Linked DNA regions of Homo sapiens: all the other regions are linked to region 3. The links are chromatin loops, found by intact Hi-C in ENCODE. Cell type or tissue: A673. All regions are shown on one strand.

The links. Peaks named below come from ENCODE experiments on the same cell type or tissue, not always from the same donor. Only the 100,000 strongest peaks of a DNase experiment are listed, where the experiment ranks them.
Region 1: it touches region 3 in a loop (3-fold over the local background); 4 of 110 quality-filtered maps call a loop at or near these places.
Region 2: it touches region 3 in a loop (2.9-fold over the local background); 12 of 110 quality-filtered maps call a loop at or near these places.

The regions. Positions count from the first base shown.
Region 1 is chr7:10,632,738-10,640,737 of GRCh38, reverse strand. The region is part of intron 1 of MGC4859 (a long non-coding RNA gene); the gene reads left to right. LOC124901588 (a long non-coding RNA gene) reads left to right here and starts at 2,486. Exons shown (of 2, transcript XR_007060209.1): 1 at 2,486-2,896; 2 at 3,632-3,776. It overlaps LOC107986766 (a long non-coding RNA gene), which reads right to left and starts at 394. Exons shown (of 4, transcript XR_001745090.2): 1 at 229-394. In A673, a CTCF peak has its summit at 3,471 (motif pointing left); no DNase peak of the experiment used is centred here.
Region 2 is chr7:11,209,095-11,217,094 of GRCh38, reverse strand. No RefSeq gene overlaps it. Among named protein-coding and RNA genes, the nearest start is that of PHF14, 240 kb to the right of the region's middle. RefSeq lists enhancers at 4,730-4,779, 4,870-4,919. In A673, CTCF peaks have their summits at 4,625 and 4,825 (motif pointing right); a DNase peak (open chromatin) is centred at 4,834; H3K27ac peaks cover 1,105 bases.
Region 3 is chr7:11,339,739-11,347,738 of GRCh38, reverse strand. It overlaps LOC124901590 (a long non-coding RNA gene), which reads left to right and starts at 6,297. Exons shown (of 3, transcript XR_007060212.1): 1 at 6,297-6,391; 2 at 7,340-7,473; 3 at 7,558-8,000. In A673, CTCF peaks have their summits at 3,702 (motif pointing right) and 6,214 (motif pointing right); DNase peaks (open chromatin) are centred at 3,728 and 6,248; H3K27me3 peaks cover 251 bases.

The sequences.
Region 1 (8,000 bases), 710 kb after region 3:
GCAGCTACTCCCAGTACCAACTAGCAGCTGTTCCTTCAGTAGTGACCCTGGTGGAAAACAGTCCTTTTAGCAGTGGCTTCAGCTTCCAGTAGTTTTTTCATTTGGCAAGAGTGAATTCAACCAGCAGCTCTGCTCTGATAGAGGTTTCTGATCTTTCATGTGTGAGACAATTTAGGGTAATGAGAGTGATTCCTTTTGCATGTTCCTTAATATTCCTGTGGTACTTACATGTTAAGATCACTTAACAGCTCCCTCCGCCACCAGGCTGTGTGCTGCTTCAGTCTTTGGGAACGTGGCTGTTCCAGGGAGGGGAAAGTGAAGGAATCTAGGGCAGTATTTGGGTGGCCCAAAATTATCTAGAGTTTGTGTTTGTGTCAGTTATCAGGAACTGGGATCTTGCTTTGTTTGTGACTTCATCACTTACCTTCCCACTTACCTGTCCTAGCACATAGATGATGACACCTTGTTCTAGTTCCTTGACCCGCTCCTCATTCTCAAGTTGAGAATGCTTGTCCCCAGTGAAATGCTCCTGTTTGTCCCCAATGAAATGCTGCTGTTCTACCTTGCTTTTGCCCTTCTTGCAGGGTGAAGACTTCTTTCTCTCATGCTCCAAAGACACAGAGAGTTCCAGTAAGTGGATTCAGGCCTTTCCTTTAGGCCCTAAGTCCTGCTTCTGAACACTTACCCCAAAGACAGACAAAGGGAGGAGTCTTGCCAAGACTTCTAGGCAGTGTTAAACTGACTGTGGTTTTTGGAGCCTTGATTCCAATACAATCCACCAGGTCTGCTTTATGTTCGTGTAACCATCAGACAGACCTCCTAGAAAGAGAGAGCGTATTATCTTGAAGATACATTCTAGTCTCCATGTTTCCTAAACAGAAAATATCTGGAAGCTTTGTTTCACAGTTAACTCTCAAGGTAATGTATGTTTTTCTATTCTCTCCGTCCCCTTCCTTCTCTGAAGTCTAAGCAATGAAATAGTTTTCTCTGAGCCTGGGATCTGGGAGGCATTCTGTTCTTGGAGAATAACGAGGAGGAGAATATCATTCACTTCAAATGATGATTGGCTCTTGTTAAGAGCACACTATCACATTTAACTCTTTCCTTAATGTATGGAAAAACTGAGTGCCAGGGAGTTTCTAAACTCTGGCATACATGGATTTGGAAAAACCTTCAATTTTTCTTTATATATCTCTTTTTTAAGATATTCTGGGTCAAAATGCCAATTAAATTCCTTGAGAAAACTTCCCAAAGGTAAATATGCAAATTTACCCTAATTATGGCCATTCATTGCATATGAATATGCCCTTTCTTGTAACAGAATTGGTTTCTGTTATTAGATATTTCCATGTATTAAGTATTTATCATTACTTTGATAAATTAACGTGATGCTAGATTACTGACCCTTTCTTTTACAATTTTTTTCCAGACTTAACAGTGGGAAGCCTACATAATCTGCTTTTAGCCATGTTTGGTTGAAAAAAAGTTTTAGTTATATCCTAGCTGTTAGTGTTGAAAATATTCATTGAAGAAATGTTAGAAACATTAACAAGTAAATAAGATGAAAGATGAATAGCTAAAAGATTATATATGTAGTAATTAAAAATTTAACAATAATCATGACAGTGAAGGTGTGGCATCCAAGGATGATAGTTTTACATACTTCAGGGATATTTTGGGAGGGTCAGCAAAGCAAAAATCCATGCCAGAAATTAATACCCTAGTGAAAGTCATAAAAATATATAAAAGTTATTAATAATCAGTGAAAAGGGCATGGGTTGTTTGATAAAATAGGAATTTGTGTTTCAACTTTTATTTCTTACACTTCACTATATCTGTGACTTCAGGAAATTTACTTATGTTACTGATTTCTCACCTTTCCTGTTTTATTAAATGGATCCAATAATGATAATATTTATGTCACAAGTTATTGTGAAGCAAAATATATGAAAGTGCCTTATAAATTGTAAAGCATTGTATAGATGCCAGTTTTATTTATTTATGCATTCATTTCATTATTTGCAAAGCAGTGCTGTAAGCAGGGTGGAGACTACAATAGTGTGCTGAACACAAGGGACAGAAGTCCCTGACATAAAAGAGCTGCATTTTATTTCAAAGCCAGAACTTTAAGGCTGACTTCTTTCTCTGTATTAAATCCACTGGAGTTTATTTATAACTTAGCTTCATCTAAGCTTGAGGAAAGGTTTAAAGGTTGAAGGTATTTGTGTTTATTTAGTCAAATTCTGTGTCACAAAAAGCTTCCACAATGTTTACTCTTAAGATTATTTGGATGATGTACATAAAGGGAACAAGGATTGGCTTTGGGGTATTTATAAATTAAGATAGTGAAGCCACTGAGAAGTTCTCAGTAGAACTATCTGTTTCTTTGCTTCTGGATATACACTGTACACATATATGACTGCTTTAAAAAAGTGTTATCTTGAAAAACAGACTTCGTATGACAGTCGAGGTCTCTCAAATTCTTTAAGATTTGATTAAAAATCTGTCTCCTTGAAGACATCACTTTGGCTGTAACTGAGAAACAACTATGATGTCATAGTTGGGTAGACTGTATCAGCAATGGTGCATTAATATTTCTGGTCCCACATGCTCTTTCTGTTACTCGTCCTTCAAGAGATAGAGTCAATTTCCATTTCCTTCAACTGAGAAGGGCCTTTGTGACTGCCTTGATGAACAGAATGAGGTGAAATTGAGGCTACACATGATTTCCAAGGTTAGGTCATAAAATAAGACAGCTCCTGCCTGCCTCTGTTCCTCTTGGGACATTCATCTTGTAAGAAGTCTAGCTACCCTTAATTCAGCATGCTGGAGAGACCCTGTGGAGAGGGCTCACAGGAATAGATGTCTCAGGAGCCTCAGCTGTGACAGTTCCCAGGTATTTGAGTTCTCCCTGAACACTGGGTTTTTGGATGGTGATATGGTTTGGATGTTTGTCCCTTTCAAATCTCATGTTGAAATGTTATCTCCATTGTTGGAGGTGAGGCCTGGTGGGAGGTGTTTGGGTTATGGGGGCAGATCCCTCATGTCTTGGTGCTATCCTCACAAAACAGTGAGTTCCCTCATGATCTGACTGTTTAAGAGTGTGTGGCACCTCCCCTCCCCTCTTGCTCCCAGTCTTGCCATGTGAGATGCCTACTTCCTCTTCACCTTCTGCCATAATTGTAAGCCTCCTGAGACCTCAACAGAAGCAGATGCCAGCACCATGCTTCTTGTATAGCCTGAAGAACTATGAGCTAATTAAAACCTCCTTTCTTTATAAATTGCTCAGCCTCAGGTATTTTTAAAAATTTTTTTTGAGACAGAGTCTCACTCTGTCACCCAGGCTGGAGTACAGTGGTGCAATCTTGATTCACTGCAACCTCCACATCCTGGGTTCAAACGATTCTCCTGCCTCAGCCTTCTGAGTAGCTGGGACTACAAGAGTGTACCACCTGTAGTGCACCACCTCCTGGCTAATTTTTGTATTTTTAGTAGAGACCGGGTTTCACCATGTTGGTCAGGCTGGTCTCAAACTCCTGACCTCAAGTGATCCACCTGCTTCTGCCTCCCAAAGTGTTGGGATTACAGGCATGACCCACCACGCCCAGCCAGGTATTTTTTTTTTTTATAGCAATGCAAGAACCGCCTAATACAGATGATTACAACATCCTGCCTTCAGATGCCCTGGCTGTTGCTGATAGACCAGAGACAAGCCATCCCTGCTGAGCACTACCCTTATTCCAACTTCATAAGTAAATAAATTTTGCTACTTTGGAGTGGCTGGTTTGAAACCATAGACATCCAGAACACATAGTAGCCCAACTGACCATTTGCTTATGTATTTAGATTGAGGCACTATTGATATAAGCTCTGTAGCTTTTATCTGTTTTTATTGTTTTCATTAACTTTATATAACCACTAGATAATAAATGCCTTGAGGACCTCTTTGCGTTGGATCTACTCTATATAAATCTTTTGCATGGGATACACTGCTATGTCTATGTTGAAACTAGTGGCATTTTTTGATATATGGGGTTATCCATTATGCTTCTTTATGTCTAGTTTATCCCGTTTATGTGGATTGAACCTCTTGTCTCATTGATTATGTGGAAGCTTTGATGGATTATTTTATTAATTAGGGAGATTTGGGCTGCAAGTAGCAAAAATACAACTGAAAGTGGCTAAGCAAAAAGACATGTAATATCTCATGTAATAAGACGCTTAGGGGCAGCATGCCTGCAGATTTTAGCACTGTCAACCTTGGCATGTTTGCTACATTTTAGGCTTGCCTCCTTAGGGTCACAAAAGGTCTCTTGGTCTTCTTGGAACCACATTTAGACTGGAAAACATCCAGTTAAAGAAGAATGGCTTTCCTCCTGTTCACTCCTCTTATTTTTGCAGAGGCCCACAGCAGGCTTGCCTTCAAGGGCCATTAGTTAGCATGAGTCAAATGATCTTGGAAGTGCCTTGAATAATCAAGCAATGCCACCAGAGATCTCCAGGATCCTATTAGATACTATTTTATATCATAGAAATGGTATCTGAAAAGTTGGGGATCTTATGAAGAAAATATTAGATTGCATCAAATTTAGTCATCTTTAGTGTTAGGGAAAACATTTGCACAGTATAAGAGCAAAAATGCAACATATAATTATGTAATAAATGTGTACAGAGATTCTGCAGACTTTGAGTCACTGAGACCTACTACTCCCTTAGTTTTAAAATTCTTCTCTTAGATTATAAAGGTAATTCAGAATACTCTAGCAAGGCTTGTGAAAAAAAAATCCAGTTAGTGATCCAGGTAACTTCTATGTTTTACATTTTTATTTATTTAATTTTAATTTTTTTATTGAGAGAGGGTCTCACTCTGTCACCCAGGCTGGAGTGCAGTGGTGCAACCTGCCTTCCAAGTTCAAGTGATTTTCATACCTCAGCCTCCCGAGTAGCTGTGATTACAGGTGTGTGCCACTATGCCTGGCTAATTTTTGTATTTTTCGTAGAGATGGGGTTTTGCCATATTGTCCAGGATGGTCTCGAACTCCTGGCTTCAAGTGAGCTGCCCATGTCAGCCTCCCAAAGTGTTGGGATTACAGACATTAGCCACAACACCCAGGCTAAAATCTATGTTATTTAAACAATTGCAACTGAGAGGGAAATTATTCCTTAAAATTGCCTGTTATGACATAAATATTACCTTAATAGTTAAGTGCCTTTCAACCTTGAGAAGACTGAGAATTCAGTGATTTCTAGTGTTTGAATGTATCCCCCAAAAAGCATGTGCTGGAAACTTAATCTTCAATGTAACAGTGTTGGGATGTGGGGCCTAATGGGAGGTGTTTAGATCATGATAGTGCCACCCTCATGAATGGATTAATGCCAATTATGAGAGGGCTTGAGGCTGTGAGTTTGATCTCTTGCCTTCACATGTTCTTGCCCTTCTGTCTTCTCCTGTGGGATGATATAGCATTAAGGTCCACACAAGATACTGGTACCTTGATATAGGACTTTCCAGCCTCAGGAACTATAAGATATAAATTTATTTTCTTTATAAATCACCCAGTCTGTGATATTCTGTTATAGCAACATGAAGCTGGCTAAGACAGTGATAAAAAGTTTAAGATAATCTAACCATCATGTTAACAGCATATTTGATGGTTTATATAATAATTCTTATGGAATTCGTTTCTGTAGAGTTACAAGTCAGCTTTGTTATTCCCCTTAAAATATAAAATAGTTATCAATTTTGGCTTGTGTTTTATGATAAAATCTTAATAGGTTTATAGACAATGTTGAAACATTCATGAGAATGTATGATTAATCCTGCTAATAAGTTTAATTTATTAAATATAAAGCTGTTTTAGAACTCAAGTTTTATAAGTAAAATAATTTAAATATTTTAAATTTTGAATACACTTAATTTATAAATACAGTTTGAAGTATTTAAAGTTGTTTAAGTTTGTAAGTGATGCCAAGCATTAATCAAAGGACCTTTAAAACCAATTATTAAAACATGCTAGGTTATTAGTAGAATTATCATAAACTCTATAACCTGAAAGTTTAAAGAGAACTGTTTTTTTATATATGTGATTTTAATAAAATGAATTTTAATTTTTTAAATAAAAGTAAATGTACAAATAGATTTTCTTTTCTGGACACAAAAATGCCCTTATGCTCACCAAGAAATTCGTATTTAACAGCAAGGACTTATTTACAAGTTCATTCCTAACCGGTCACTGCAAATGTAATGTGTCCACAATGATTAATTTAGACCTATTATTTCACCACAGGGACCTGAGGAGGGGCCTCCCTTAATCTCCTGGTATCCTAGCTCATGTTAACAAAATCAGCCCATCCATCATACACAGAACTTCACATGATGTTTGCTAAAAAATAAAGAACTCTTTTAACAAAGACATTCATAATTTTTATTTCCTGGGAGGAATACTGCCATCTCTTTGTAAATCTACAATATTTTTACTCTTCTAGACAAATGCAACCCCTTGATAATTTCTGCACGCTTGAGTGGATAAATACTATGACTTTCAAATTTGTTTTATACGTATCCTTTCAAATAGCTGTTTTGAAGTTTCTTTATTTATATCTTAAAGGTTTCTTTTCCCCAACCTGCTGAACATCCTGAGGTTTCATCTTCCCTACCTGATTGTCACAAGGATACTGCTTCCCTTCTGACCACATGAAACTTATGAAAGGTGCCTTGGGAATATGTCAGTATAAAAGACAGGCTATAATTGGGATACCTTCAGGAACTGGGGTGTGGGTGTTCTCAGTCCTTGTCCGGTGAACTCTTTCCCTCTTCTTTTCTGAAATGTGTTTCTTATGAACAGCAAAGTCTTACTTCTAAATTCTGAGTCTGTCGTCTAATTGCAACACAATTAAATTCAGAGTTCTGCTGGAAAGAAATAAAGGAGGGTGTGGGGAAGATGATGGCTGGTTAGGTAGCCACAGTGTCTGCCATAATCTTTCAAATGGATAAAACTTTGATCTTCTGACACTGTTCCTTTGGCTGCAAGTATATAAGATATTGATGATATCCTTTGATTAATATAAATGGTTGAGGTGGTTAAATTTCTGTTTCCTTACAGAGGTGCTAAATGATGTTTTATAATAAACACATATGTTTTAAGAATAAAGCTCTTGAGACATTTAATTATTTTAATGGGGGAACTAGGCCAGACAGTCCATTCCAGGGAACAGAGATGCTCAAGTATTTATTAGTAGAAACACTCAGATATGATGAATGTGAAATATATTAAAAAGAAACACAGAATGGCAAGAGTTTAACAGTCTCAATTAATGATGTAATTAGGCTAGAATAATCTATTTCCTTTGGATTATCCAATCATTAATCTAATAAATTTTTTTCTTGAATGCCTGCATCTACAAAGCACAAAAAGATCATAGTTAACAATTTTATGATCTAGGTGGGACACAATCTGTGAACTTGAAAAGATAATTAACAATATGATATTGAATTTGATCATTGGCAGATAAGCTGTCTAGGCACATGATGTATAGGAATTTGGGGGGAGAAAAACAGTTTCAGCTGAAGTGATATGGGATGGCTTACAATCTAAACCTCTTTTCTGAGATCTTGGTCATTTGGATCTGGCAGTTGTTTAACCACTGGCTCAAACTTCTGTCTAACAGTCAACCCAGTCACTTAAACAATACACGTTTAATTATCACTCATGCATGTAGTGCTTGGTTTCCATTTGAGCTTTTACAGGAGATCACAGGCTTAGAAGACAGCCTTAGCTTGAATACAATCTCATGAGAAATCTTGAGCCAGAGGCACCCAGCTAAGCCACACCCAGATTCCTGATACAGCATAACTGTAAGATAATGCCTGTTTGTTGTTTTAAGTTGCTAAGTTTTGGGGTAACTGGTTTTATTGTAATTTACAACAAATGCAGGAGTTTATTCAAATGATACTGTTAATTTGAGATTGAGTGTATTCATAGGCTTGAAATTATATGCCT
Region 2 (8,000 bases), 130 kb after region 3:
TTGAAAGCTCCAGTTCACCACTCCAAATATTGTATTTGGCCTCTCAAAGATGCAAGTAATAGTTAATAATTGTACAGGGAGGTTCTCGAGATTTTATTGTTGGTGATCTCCACTGGGAAAGTGAGAAAAGGAAAGTTGGAATCCGCCTAATTATGGAGAAGAATTTTCTAAAAGAATTGATGCAATTACCTCACCATGAAAGATACAAAAGGCACGGGAAGGTCATATTAAACATATTTTGTTCTGGATATTGAGTTTATTTTTGTTTAAAAATGTATGGTGAAGCTCAGATAGTTTGGAACAATGAGCACAACCTAGCCATAAAAAAATGGTGAGCACAAGGTACCTAACTCTTTGTCCTCCTCAACAAGATAAATCAGTTGAATCTTCTTTTCTCTGAGTAGCTCTTAAGACTGAATAAACTGTTGAGAGATAAACCCACATGTCTGATATTCAGAAGCTGAGAAGGTGAGCATTTTAGAAGATTGAAGACTGAATTTATTGCAATTAACATACTATATACATGTGTCCAGAAACCCAGCTCTGCTCCTCTATGCCCCGCCCTTTCCCTCATGAACAGGATCCTTGGCACCTACTGCTGTTGAGTCTCAGTCAAGGAGGTACTTTTAAGCCTGCATCCTTTGCCAGCCTCATTCATTCCAGTGGAAACTGCCTTGAATGCAGAGTGTCTGGCCATGGGACAGGGAGTGAAGGCAGGCAGTGGCTGCCACTATTTACCAAATAAGTCTCTATTCCTTTTTTATTTTTTAAGTGCCTAGAATTGAATGCTCAGTTCTATTGCTACACCTGAGTGCGTAAGGAAGAAGCTATAAAACTCTGGCTAGATCAGCAGAGGTACTCCTAACAATAATTAACTTAATGAAAGTGGAATGGGAGTATATTGTTAATTGGTATAAGTGCATATTTCTTTCTCTAAGGTACTTTTGTTATAACATAAATGCATTTTTTTTTTTGAGACGGAGTCTCACTCTGTCATTAGGCCGGAGTGCAAGTGGTGTGCGCCACCATGCCCAGCTCATTTTAAATGCATATTTTAAATCAGCTTTTCCTGTTAGCTGTTATTGGTTTCAAATCTTTCTTATTGCATTCAAATTAATTATCATCTGACATTTTCCTATAAATCTCTGCTCAATACACATGTTATCATGGATCTGTTCCAGAGAAACTATCAGGTACCTGAATAATCATATGTTCTATATCTTTGGCCCTGATATGTTAACAATTGGTTTTCTTTAGTTCCACTATTTACTCTTCAAGACTAAAAACTGTGGTTTCCTCCTTCTTTGGTGATTCTGAAGCATTTCCTTGTTTGGTAGGGCACTCCACTCATCTCATACCCAAAGGAAAGAACAACTATTGAATGGGATGCTTACGACCATTCTTTTTCACATCCAAACTATCTCCAAATCCTACTGATTCCGCTTCAGCATGATTTCTCCCTCTCCTCCTTCATTGCTACCAGCCCCGTACTCTGTGTGTATTTCCGCGATGCTTCCTAACTCTCCTCGCTAATTCTAACATAATTGTTCTGATCCATTACCACCCACTGCCGCCACTATCACTCTAAAACACAGTCATGATTGCATTTAAAAACTTTTGATTTTTTTTCATTTCTTCAAAATTAAATTGAGTAGAGTACTTTGCACACTAGGCAAAACTATTCTTAACTTTCCTCTATCTTTGGACCTTCATCTCTTGCCACTTCTCCCCAGGTGTCCTTATCTCTCATCACCTGAAGTTACTCCCAGTTTCCTAAAACATACTGCTTTTATTCATGTTGTTCCTGCTTCCTGGTGCCCTGTGACCATTTACAGAACCCCCAAATGTATATATGGAGTTACTCTACATTCTACAAGACCCTCTGTAACAGGATGTTTTCCCTGGAGGCATTCACAGATGTGCCCTGCACTGTCTTTATTTTCTGTTAGTATCTTTCTATTAATTTTAAATATAATGTGTTCTAAACGTGAACACGTGTTAGTGCAACATAAACTGATTTGTTTAATCAAATTCCGGATTCCTTTAACTAGGTGAACAGGAATGATAATGGGCCAAGGGATTTCCAAAGAACACTTTATGGACAAATATTTATTCGGTCAGTCTGTTATTTTATTAAGGATTTACCATATGCCAAGCATTTTTTGGAGCAGGTAAAGAATAAAGAGTTGAACAAGACAGTTTCCTCATGAAGTTTACATTCTGAAGAGAAGGGTGGTGGGGAAGAAAGACATTTTAAAATAACCATGTAATATTAGTGAGAGATAGGAAAAAAAAGGATAAAACAGTGTAACAGGAAGAGTGACAGAGCATTCAGGAAAGGCCTCTTGAGTGGTAACATATGAGCACAGAGCTAAACCAAGTGAGAGTCTCACCAGGCATGTGAAGTCCCAGGGAAGTTTAAGTGCAAAGGCCCTGTGGCAGGAATGAGTGCGCTGTGTTCATGGACCAATTAGCAGGCCTGTCCAGCTGGAGCAAAGTAAGTGAGAGGAGAGTGGTGGAAGAGAAGGCTAGAGGTAAAGGATTGAGGGTACATCTGGAAGGGCCAGGCACAGGGTGATGGTTGAACTGAATGCACTGGGGTTGTTCCCCATCTGTCTTCATGAAGCAGAGCTGTGGAGGCATAAAGACCATGATCTCAAATCGGGTAGAGGGGACTGGAGCTGTCAGTGACTTTACTCTGTCTGCTTCAGATCTCTGACTTTCTAGGCCTTCCCAAAGACAAGATCTAGGATATCCATAACAACTCCTAAGAAGAGAACTCACCAGTGTTTTGTCTGCTTTTTGCCTCAAAGGTCCATAAACCCACCAAGTTCCAGACATTATAAGTATCTACCATTGGAGTGAGGGGTAGGGGAAGACAAAGAAGGCTGTACTGAGCTTCCCATGTGACCACAGCTTGTCAATGACTAAGCTTCTGTTTTTGGAGCCTACAATTATGTTTGCAAATGTTATAATGTAGGAATCATCTAGGAACTTCGTTTAAACTGTAGATTTCCATGTTCCCCAACAGTCGCAAATACGCAACATTCACAGAATCCGCAAATAATAAGGATCACCTGTACATATATGGTGAAGGAAGGGACCAATTTCCATTCCTATCATTTGTTGCTGCAAAGAGAGCCCTCAAAGGTGCTGTGACTATATAGAAAAGTTGCTGATGGCAGCTGTTTACTTAGTAATGATGGAGTTTACTTCCTATATACTTATATCGCTATTATTCTATTCTATTACTCTCCTATTTAAATCAAACACTCTTGAAATAACAAATGTCTTCTGAAAGTGGCCTCATCCAAGACTTTTCACCCATAGTTATTCATATACATACTTTCTATTTCTTCCCCAAGTTTCATGAAACTCAGTCTTTTCAGATCAAAGCAGCTCAGAGAGGTGTTTAGAGGGCTCCTCTAATGGGACTCAGTGCTGAGGTTAAATGAAAACGGGCCATGACAGAAGTTTCCCTGACATGCAAGGCTCTGTTTTGTTACAGTTGCCTTCCTCTTGTCATCTGCATCTGCTGAGTGGCCAACCCCAGTGTCAGACAAGAAGTAAATGTGAGATTTAACAGATTTGCTCTTGAACAGCTGATCTTGCATAACAAGACTGCAGCAAGCTGTCAGATCCTTATGTCCCTAGTCTCTGGACCTTTGCACCTTCTCCTGTGCTGCATTCCTGCTGACCTATTATCCTAAAAGTGTAAAATGCTAACTTGCTGTCTGACTTGGTATTTTCCATGAGATCCCACAATTTGTAAGACAGGAACTCAGTGTCTCAAATTCATTTCTTTTCCTAACTTGTTAAATGGGGACTGGTGAGTCAAATGGGGAATACTGCAGTTTTTTAGACTTACAGTGCAGTTAGAAATACCAATAACACTCATCCACGAGTACCACAATGCACACAAAATGACAAAAGGATAAACAAAGAAATTATGGCAAAATCTTCATCATAAAAACAGTGGCTATACTTGTTTCCCATGTGAGTGCTCCAGCAATTTAAAGATCTAAAATATGTGAAGTAGTTAACCCATGACCAGTAAGACCTCATGTGTTTATCCAGTGAGAAAATGTCCTCTGGGCATTTTTCTGCAGCTTTGCTTATTTGCCTTTGTTTACATATAACAATGAAGCCATCTTGGAATTCATCCCAGTCCTTGAGAGAATTTCATGAAATGTTTAGCCAATGATTTGTTTTCAAAAGCAGTCTAGTTATCAGAGAATAATAAGAAATTATCAGTCATAATTTCAAGTGTTGATCTTTCTGTAAACCTAATAATTTAAATGTTCATTGTTTTAGCAATTCCTTTTTTCTTTACCAGAACATTTCCCTGTTTCTTATATCAGACAAAGTTCATTTACCGAATAAAACCTAATGAGGACACCTTTATTTACAAGATGTTTTATAAAAACAGAAAGAATAAAATAAGACATTAGTAGTTCAGCTTATCTGACTATGTTTTTTGTCCCCTGCCTACAGACATAAGCATCCAAGCAAGCACATGGGAGGAGGCTCAGATCTGTGCACCCGCCCACTGTCCTCTACATCTCATTTGTTTGCAGAGGCCATATTTTAGACACACCGTATCTGAAAAACAAATGGAATTTGCTTAATTAGGTGCATCTTCCTGGCAGCAAAGACAGAGAGAAGATAAAGCACATTCAGAGGAAAATGCTATAAGCTGGAAAAAAAATGGTGGGGGATCCTCTGCCATGGCTAGTAGCAAAAGACATTAAAATGTGAATCTGAATGTCTTTCCAACACCCCATTCTAGTGCAGATGCAAATACTAACATGATCCAGCAGATGGCGCAAGGCTAACTCCAAAGCCTTCTAGAAAGCTAGAACACATTCATTCCGAAGGGCCCCAAATATCAAACTAGAGAACTAATAAGAACTGTTATACAGTACACCTTGGAGCTATTTAATTATGTAATTTTTTTTCAGTTCAACACAGTCCTAGAATTACCTGTCACATTCCTTTTTCTCTCTTTTTTCTGCACACAACAGTAAATTTGGGTGGTGCTTGTTAGAGCAGACAGCCAAACAAAAATCACTAAATACACACACTTATTCTATTCTGTTTAATCTGTTGGATCTACTTGTCTTTCAATACATAATTAATGTACCCAGATCTATTATTTTTATGTGATTTATTCATAATCATATAATTAAAAGTAAATGGAACTGAGAAGTGTGGAAGGCTTTAAAACAGGAAGGAGGAATCTAGTGGTCTTTAATGATGTCAAAAGCTCTCTTGTTTATTCATTAATAACTACTACTTTTGCCTCAAAATTTCCTAAGTTTTTGCAAGCAGTGCAAATCTAATTGTCTGTTTCTTGTGCAAAATTCAGAAGGAAAATATTTCTCAATTACCTAAGTTGTAAAACTACACAAAAGGACACTGAGTTTTTAATAGCAACATTATCTGGAGAAAAAGAGGACCTTCCAAGAATGAAAACAGGATGAGTGTCATAAATGGACAGTCATGACATTCTATGTTTTTTTTTCCCCTCCAGGATCACCATCCCCACCATTAGGTTTTGATTTTACAACAACGTATAGCTCCTCTTAGAAAATGCTTAGGATGGTTTCTACATAGTAGATTCTTTCCAGCCTAATTAATAAGCTAAAGTGACCGTGTGTTTTTCAGTTATAAATATCAGCGTGTGTGTTTCCTGCTGACTACAGCTTGTACCCACTCACTTCCTTGCAATTAACATGTTATATTGTAATTTGTGGATCATGTCTTTACTTCTCCAACTATATTGTAAAGTTCATAAGAATACGTACTTTTATCTTTATACCCCCAGTGTCTAGCAGGACCTAACACATAGAAAATACTTCACAATACCAGCGAAGTAGTCAATTTAATAAAGTGTTCATTCAATCAAAAAGTTCACTTTAACCAGTTATGTATAGGCTTCTTGAAAAGAATTTGTTTTTTTTTTTTTTTTGCAAGTAACATCAAACAGTGGTGACATCTCTGGTGGTCTCTCAGCTCAAAATCCTTCCAAGAACTGGAGATACTGTTCTTTCTAAACAATTTGGCTCCCCCTCACCTGCGAGAACATCAGCAACAGCTATACATGGGAAAGAATATTAACAAGAACTTCTACTTCTTGAGAATTAAATGTGGTTGAAATGACCATGAGTTCAGTCAAAATAGCATTGTCAGTAGCTTCAGACAAAAATAGTCAGAAAAGGCAGTCAAGAGTAGCGAGTTGGCTGCTAGAACTCCAGCCATTCAAAAAATTTTTTTTAATTTAAAATAAAATGAAAAAATTTCAAAGTAGATGGTACACTCCTCTTGGTTGATGACTGTCAACAAGGCTTTTTTCCCTACCATTTATAGGTGTTTTCTTCTAATTCCATACAACCATTTTTACTCAATTTACTTCTCCCCCTTCTTGACATATTTTGCAGTTGCTGAAAATTATACTGAATGTAAAAAGAAGAAAGGAAACACCTACTCAGTGGGGATAAGATCACATGAAAGGATGTTCCTCAGTTAGTCATTTGGGTCACCTACCTATCTTGAGGCAGTCTGTGTTCAAAACAAATCCTGAAAGATAATTATAGTCCCTTTCGCTTTTTATTTTTGAGTGTTTAAAATTTACATAAGTAAAAGATGCTGGTACTATGTTTTCACCTTGTACAATAGTATCTAATTTTCGCCTCTACAACCACCCCTCAGTTACATTTTCCAGAGTGATAGTTCCAACTTTTTATTCCTTTCCAGAAATGTCACAGGTATATATAATAATATACACATACATACGTGTGTGTGTGTGTGTGTGTGTGTGTGTGTGTGTGTGTGTGTGTAATGTTTTGTTCTTCTTTAGAGACAGGGCCTTACTATGTTGACAAGGCTGGATTCGAATGCCTGGGCTCAAGGGATCCTCTCGTCTCAGCCTCCCGAGTAGCTGGGACTGCAGGTGCTCATTACTGGGATCCACACATGTATATATATTTTAAAATGGAATTATACACCACAAACTGTTCTAGGGCTTGCTTTTTTCAATGCACACTACTTGTTTTAATACTGAGTAATATTTCATCGTGAAGTTGCACTATAATTTATTTAATCAATTCTTTTACTGACCAATGTTTAGTTTGTTTTCAATTTCTCATTTCTAAAGGGCACTTTTGTGATCATCCTTCTATCTACCTTTGCATGTTTATACAAGCATATCAGTAGAAGAGTTTTCCTAGTAGTGAAATTGCATGATCAAAGGGAGTTCACATTTTAAATTCAACTACATATTTCCAAACTGTCTCCTAAAACAATGCACCAAATGACTTTGCCACCAAGAGTATACAAACACTCCCCTCTGCACCTTGACAAACTCTCTCCCCAGGTGTATTTTATTATTAGCTCACAATAACTAAAAATATAAGTAATCATAGATAATTTGTAAAAATATAGGAACAGCAGGAAACACAGAAGATAAAGCTTATTCTTCACATATTATATATTACTATAATTTGTGTTATTTTCATTATTTTTGTAACAACAAAAATCAAAAACATATGATAACAAAACATGGAAGGATAGGAATATAATCAGTGTATGTATAAACTCCAATTTGTTCTGTCTGTGAGTCCCCTGCTTGCTGAGACAAAGGAGGTAGGCTGTTGGCTTTAACCAGAAAAAAATAAAACTCTATTACCCACAATCCTTACAACTTCCTTGCTCGTTGATGCAGCAGTGACAATACAATAAATCTGCTTGTTCATGAGAGGCTGACATAGCCCAGTTTAGGAAGGTAGCACACGGGGGCCTGTATCATCATACATCACCTGCAGGTGCTGCTGGCCGTGCTCTGCAGAGTGACAGTGCTCTGATTTTCCTCTTTTTTTGTCACCGACTCCTCCAGACATCACTGTCTCATCAAATGTAGCTGATTCCTGGCCATATTTTCCCTCTTCTTGTCACCTTCCATTACTTGTACTCAGATAAATCTCCTTGCTTTGGCAGAGGGG
Region 3 (8,000 bases):
AGTATAATAAAAAAAGATTATTTCAAATAAACAAAAACTGAACCTCAGCAAGTAATTAAGATGTCATAAATCTACATAAAACAATGTAGTGAAGGAGAGTGTTGTCTTTAATAAACTAGATACTCATATGCTTGACTAAGGTGCTCTGGATTTTGAAAAAAAAACTAAGATAAATTCTCACTGTTTTAGTTGTCTAACACTACTATAACAAATTATCTTATTTTAATAATAAATTTTAATGATTTATTTTTAAAATTATTTAAGCCACAAATTTAGTGGCTTAAAACAACACAAACACTGGAGAACAAAAGTCTAAAATTAAGGGAACATCAGGGCTGGACTCCTTCTGGAAGTTCATGGGGAGAATTTTTTTCTTTGCCTTTTTCACCTTCTAGAGGCTTCCTGCATTCCCTCCTTGGCCCCTTCATTTCATCACTTTAGCTTCTTGCTTCCCTTGTCACATTTCCTACTATTATCTCTGATCTTCCTTCCTCCTTTGTGATTGCTTTGGGCCAACTCTGAAAATTCAGAACAACTTCCCCATCTTAAGATCCTTCACTTAATCACACTTGCAAAGTCCCTTTTACCATGTAAGATAGTATCTTTGGTGATTCTAGGGATCTTTTTTGGGGAGGGACATACTCAGCCTATCACATCCATTTATATTTATGCTCTTACTAAGTAGCTACACAGATGTTGCCAATATACATACAAATTCCAAATTGGAAAACTCTGCAGTAATTGTTTATTTTAAAGGCTTACACAATTTTTTTATTTTATATCTTGAATTATTTTTAAAAATAACCTCAGATTAGAAACTGGTTAACCTCTAAGTCTTTTCATGTATAGACATAGAAGAATAGTTGTAAATATGATTATGATCACTTTTTGAAAATGTAATCATTCCTAATCATGCCTTTATAGAAACACTTAGTCCAGAGATTCTATAGTCTCTCCAGTGAACCTTTGCAACTGTTCTTTTCCTAGAAGGAAAGGGAATGGGTAGTGCGGGAAAGGAACGGAGAGGAATAGGAGGGGAGGGGAGGTGAAGAAGAGAAGAGAGGAGGGAAATGAGAAAAGAAAGAGAAGAAAAGACAAACTGCAGTTTAGGAGAAGCAAAACACTAAAGTCTAAGTGAGAGTTCTCCTTGTGTCACTCATTAGTCATATGACTAAACAAGTCACCTTATCTATCCTCCTATATAAAACTGGGCCGATTACTTTCTGCCTTGCCTTTCTTACCAGCTGGGGCAAGGATCAAATGAGATACATACAAACTCAGGCTATTATCATCATCCTGCAGGGTGAGGCATTTAAACTGCTCATGTCCTACTTGTCATTAAGATCACAAGGAGAAACACTTCCAGTCTGAGCTATTTACCTCGAATACAGAGCAGGGTACAGTGAATCCAAAATTTCTTGTCTTCACATAAAGCCTTCCAAGGGGAAAAAGAAGGATCATTTTAAAAGTAAAAAGTGTTCTTTAAGAAACAAAGATGTCTGTGCCATGTACAGACTTAATGATGACTTATCTAGTGAGTATAGCTCAGTGAATTTGTGAGCAAAATTGGCCTACTCCAGCTTTATTTCTTCCACTTTCAAAAAGTTCTGTCAAGTTTTCAAAGAACAATGGAAAACCACCAAAAAGAATATATATTTCAGGCTGGGATGGCCTGAACTGTATAATTTGAGCTCCATCCTGTTTCCTGGGATAAAACCACTGCATTGTAAAATATGCTTATTCATATGATAGAGTCAATTGGCTTAAACAATTTTAAGCTTCTCTTAGTTGCCTGAGTTTCCAAAAATTATGTTTTTGCACATAAAACATCAAGAACTTCTTTAGCAAACCGCAACATTATAATTGGCAATACCACACCTCAAATATTTTGCGTGGACATATTCCAAATTCCAGGCCTTTAAGAGCTAGATGATTCAGTATTTCCAGATCTTCTCAAGGCAAGGCTGGCAATCAACTGTAAGAATCAACAGTAGCTTTGTCTAGCTTAAAGAAAACCTGCTTCAACTTCTATTTAATATTACTGAGAGCCATCACATTTCTCTTTGACAAGACTGTTTGCACAAAGGTTTCTCCAGAGAGAAAGCCATGAGATTAATTTACCTCCACCATGGTGATTGACTCCAAAGCAGCTGATGGGCAACTGAAGTGTCTCCAATCTCCCTCACAAATTACTCTAAATGGTTTTGAGGATAAACTTGCCAAGCCTGTTTTGCCTAGCAGCTCTGACAGAAAAATGGGCAATTGACTTAAATAAAAAACAAGAGGATCCATTTGGGCTCTTCATAATAAAACTGCCAAGGGGCCTTTGTTAGTTGATGTTTGAGAAGCCACAGATATATCACGTACATCTAGAAATTAAGGAGCCTGTTCTACACACACTTCTTAGGGAATTCGTGATCCAACAACATAAAGCTGAGCTTGTCTAACAGGTAAATGCAGAGTAAGGCTAGCAGGAGATTTCATAAAATGTGAAGAAAAACATTCATCACATAATGTTGTGAATTCTGTTTCTGTCCATTGTTCTTAATGCTGATGAATCCCAAAGGAGAGTAATGTATTTCTCTGCTCCACTTTTTCGGAGAGGTGAATTGTGTCTCCACAGCCTTAAATTTCAAGAGAACCTGACATTAGAAAATAATCAAACTCTCAACAAAATACACATCACTTCAAGGTGGCATTATTTATAAGAGAAAAACATTTGGAAATAGCCTCTACTTTTAGTAATTAGAATTGGTTAAATAAATCTCATATAAAACTATGAAAACTATTTTATAGTCATTAAAAATTTAGTTCTTGAATCACGTGGAAAAAATGTTTATCTTGAAATATCAGTTTTAAAAAGAACCAAACTGATTAAAATTTTGTCAAAGAAAAATTGTAAATATATTACATCTATGAAGAGGTTAAAGTCTGAAGAAGGAAAATATATAAAACTAATAAAAAAGGGTTTTTCTGGAGAACAAATTATAGGTGTCTTGTTTATTCTTTAATTATTTCTGAATTTTTCCAAGTTATCTGTAATGAACTTGTGCTACTTTTATAATCAAGAATTATATTTTAAAATCACAGAATTCAATCAGGACGAATTTCTTCCAAAAAAAATCACTAATTGATGATCAAAGAAAGCCAAATAATATGCCCTTGTATAATTACATACATTCATCTATGCAAAAAAATGAGTGAATTACATAAATAAAACCATCTGATACTATATTATACCATAGGAATAGCTACGTGTTCCTTTAGTCTTTGCAAGAGCATCTGTCACAGTGAAAATACTCCACGTGATACAGTTAATGAGAAGGTTGACGACGTATTTTTGAAAAAAGTTTTTTCTAGGACAAAATGGCTCTGTGATTTTTAATCCTTCCCAGGAAAGACACCTGCACTTAATTTCACCCTTTCTTCTAAAACCATTTATTCCATTAGTTTCACCATCTCACTTTTCACAGCAAATATTACAACTCTTCAGAAGCTCTGCAGAACTTAATAAAACAGCAAACATAGTTATATATCCAGCAGTCATTTTAGACAATTAAACGCAGTTTTCAGTTTCTCTACACGAATTTGATAAGTTGGAGCCCAGACATTGCTTTGAACTGTGATGAAAGGAGGAATTTCTGTTTCAAGCGACACCGTGCCCAATTTAAATTTTGGGAACGATCACCATAAAAAGTTGTCTTGACCAATTTATTCCACTAGATGGCAGTCTTGGGATGCTACATGTAACGAAATTGTGTAATTTCTGAACATTAACCAAAAGACTAGGAAAAAGCAAGGCCATGGGAAGGTAAAATGAGGTTTAAAACGCTACAATAAGGAAATATAAACAAGCAACGGGGAAAGATTTAGGAATCACAGCTGAGACTGATAAGGGGAAACAAAAAATGACTAGACTCTCCTATCTTTATTAAGCATGCATTTTCAGATGTATAGCTCACTCCCTTTCTTGCTTTGCTTTCATTAATCAAGCCCTCATGGAGCCAGTCCCCACCAGTGAGTGGACCAGATTCAGTGTGGCCTTGTGATGATCAACTCTGGCTTATGGCTCACATGCATGGCAAGCAAAAGTGGGGATCTAAAAATGCACAGAACTGCTTTGCTGCCCTCTGAAATGGAAGGGGAAGGGAAGATAAACAGACACCAGTTAGCAATGCAAGATGGAAGATGGATCATGTTCCTATACCTCCCAAGATACCACTTTATGCTAACTGAATGATTCATCTTTTTATGCTAAAGAAAACTACTTTGAATTAAAATTAGGCCATTTCAGAATCCCAGCAGTTTGAGATCACATCACTGATTCTTTCTGACTGAAGTAAAAGCTGGAAGTGTAGCCTTACAAAGACTTGAAACTGAAAAACACTTTTTGCCCAGAATAGAGAGGACATGTAACAGTACCTCATGCCTCTCATCAGGCTGTAGCATTGCAGGTAACTGCTTAATGTGGCTTTCTATGCTTTTCCTCTTTGGACCCTTACTTTTTCCAGTACTGGTTATGAAATGGAATTCAGGCTTCAGTTATTTCAGGAATGCCACAGATGAACTCAGCAGCACTAAACCACCTGAGAACCCAAGGACAAAGAACTATCGCTGAGTCTCTCATAATTGGTCCTTATCCTTCCACTAAAGTCATCACTATTTGAGACTGAATTGCTAGTACAAAGACTGAGTAGAAATCACCTAATGGCATTCATTTACTGGGTCAAGAAGGCTGTTTATTTTATTCTTAGAAAACACTGTTAATTCTTTAGTCTCCCCTTTCAAGAATTCATCTAGCACAATATTTGTCTGTAATTCTTATTAGTAAACCAGGGCAACTCCACAGATGTAGGAGAATGGTGTCAGGTGACTGCCTCATTATGAATGTCAGACTGAAGTTTAGGATATGAATTTCTAATTTTAAAAAATAGTCAATCAGGATGATAAAAATTTAGATAATCCTCAAATGCCAAAATGCTAAAAAAAAAAAAAAAAAGAAAGAAAAGAAAAAAGAAGCCATTGAATAGCACATCATTAGGAATAATGTGGAATAGAATACAAGCATCATCACGTACGCTATTACAAAAACTTAGTGACTATATATTTTTACCTAATCAAATATTGTTATTCGTTTCAACAGAAAGTAAATACTTTCTTTATCATCCAAATTGTCCATCTATATTGCACTAAATGTGTACCTGAAAATTTCCTGTTCAAGAATCTGTATGTATTATGTTTTGAAATTCAGTGTACAATAAATCCACTGTAAATCTATAAAATAAATACGTACTTGAACAGAGATGCTCATACAAGCATACATTGGGATAATATGAATGGAATGAATGAAAATATTGAATTAAGAAGTTTGATATGGAAAATATAAGACAATGGATATATTTTTCCTGGGGACTTGGTAGGTCTTCTTAAAAGGCATAAAGGAAAATATTAATAATTTTGGCAATATTAAAATTTATAACTTTGTTGCAAAAGGCATAACAAAATTAAAATATAAGAGATTGAGTGAAGTTATTTCCATTGTGCCTCCAAGACAAAGGATTAGAACCCAGAATATATATAAAGAATACAAATTACCCAACAAAAACAAATTGGCAAATATACCCAGCAAATCTCAGGTTAGGACAAAGTATATAAATATGATCCCAACTCTTCTGTGAGCCAAGGGAAAGGCTAAAGTAAAAAAAGGACAGTTGAAAGCAGAGGTGGAAATGGAGGGAAGACAGAAGATAATTTCATTGCCTTTGCATCTCCTCAGCTGTTGGCTACAATTTTTTTAAACTTTTACTTGCCTACCATTTATTTCAACTTTTGTACATGAATTAACTATGTTTTTTTAAAAAAAAAAAGTCCAGATTTCCCTAGTTTATTGTATCAAGAAAGCCTTAAACTCTATTCACAATAACTCAAAGACACCAATGCCAGGTAGAAGAGGAGGTGGTTGAAGAAAAAGAACAGACACTCTATTGCATACAAAGATGTAACGAACATTTTTAAAAGAACAATGGTCAAGTCTAGCCTTTAGGTGTAGATTTGATTCTGCATCAAGATGATGAATGAAATCCTGTGTATGGATGGCACTCAAATTTCAGATATGGTTCTGAGATTCTGACAAAGTGGACCACTTTAAACCAGGTCTTGTCTAGGAAAATCATAAGCAACTCAGCCCAGGCTTTACAAGTTGGCAATACAGATTTCCACAAGAGAGCAGCACGTCCTCAGTTTTGAAAAGTACGTTGGTGTGTTTTGCTTCCGTTCTCCACTCCAGATTTTTTTTTCCTTTCATACCAATGGCTGCTAAACACAAACATGTTTGGCTTCATCTGGGAACACTGATGTGAACAGAATACATTCCTCCTCTATGCAGGCACAGGTGAGATTCTACTGCACACATGCTTATCATTTGCAAGAACACAGACCTGACCCAGCATAAAGAATGTGTTAAATGACAATGGGGACAGTGGAGAGCTGTTCGAGATTATGTAATCTCATTCTACACAAGCTGATAGAATTTTTCTCTTTATTAAGCATTGTTTACCCTCAGAAAATTTATCTTCCTCTCTTGGGTGAGTATATATTCACCAAAAACTTACAGCAACATGTACTGCTTATGTAAACATACGATGGATAGAGGTACTGTTTTCAACTTAAAAATATATATATTTATACAATTTAGAACCTTGTTTCCAAGGCAATTAAATTACAATGTTTTCATCTTGACTGAGTACCAAAAAGGTGCCAGGTTCTATAGTTCATATGGAAATAAAGTTAGGAGGGTATTAATAATATAAGAATTCAGTTTTTATTGTCTTTAATTTTAACACACAAAAAGAAAAATTGAATTTTGCAGTAAATATATTTTCCAAATTGGTAAAAGTTATTTTAATCTCAAATCTTACTGTCTGCATAGACTACTTAAGCATTTTGTAATTTAAGTAATTTTGATTTAATGAAACATCAAAGAACCTAAAAGTAAAATCCTCTGTTTTTTACCCTTATTATCTATAAAACAGATTTGTTTTGTTGGGTTTTGTTTTTGTTTTAAATTCCCTGAAGCTTGGGTTGTTTTCCAGGGTGAATTATTTACTAATACCTATTACCCTCAAAAAAGGAGATTTCCCATCAAACTACTGGCATCCACTAAGTAATAATAACCTAAGAAATCAGCTGTGCAAAAAAAGCTACCTAAAGGGGCCAGGAATGAATTACTTGTTTCATAGATAATTCTGTCTCTGCACAAAAGAAACAGGGGAGGGCTGCATTGTTCTTTTGATAACAAATAATAGAGACCTTCTCTTATTTTCTCCTTTGCCTGCTCCAGGAATGAAGATGGAAATTTAACGCAAAGCATCCTGGTCCTTGCTCATTATGATTCTGTAAAGTCCTGCCATTTAGGAAATGTGTCTCAATTTCTGTGGAGATGAAGCAGGAAGGTCAGACTGAGCTTTAATCAAGGTATCTCCCTGCTGGGGTAGGAAGGCTTCCCTCCCCTCATATATGTGGCTTTAATTTGACCGCTTTTTTTTTTTTTTTTTTAAGTGCCTGAAGCCATGTCAGGGTCTGGCCATGGCTGCTATTCACTTAATCCCTGAAGCCCAGTGAGTATACTGATATTGTCATTGACAATTTACTCTTGCGGTATTTTTCTGCTAAACTGAGAGGGATTTTGTCACTGGTGCACTATCAAAAATACATGAAGGACTTGCCCCTTATTAAGAGATGCCATGTCAGTTGAGGTCACATTTATAATGAAACCCCAGCAATGAGGAGTCTCCATCCCTCACAGGAAACAAGGAAAAAAGCAGAACTCTTAAATTGCTCTATGCTGCAAGGAGGATTAGCCTCCTCCTGGGGAAAATGTAGTGGGCTGTCATGCCATTTTGTTCAAAGGATTTCCCCTTCTTCTCGCTGCCTTGAACTCCTTGTCATCGTCTCTCCCCTCACCCTGCCCCACCAGCATCCCCAATGCACGGGCACGGCCC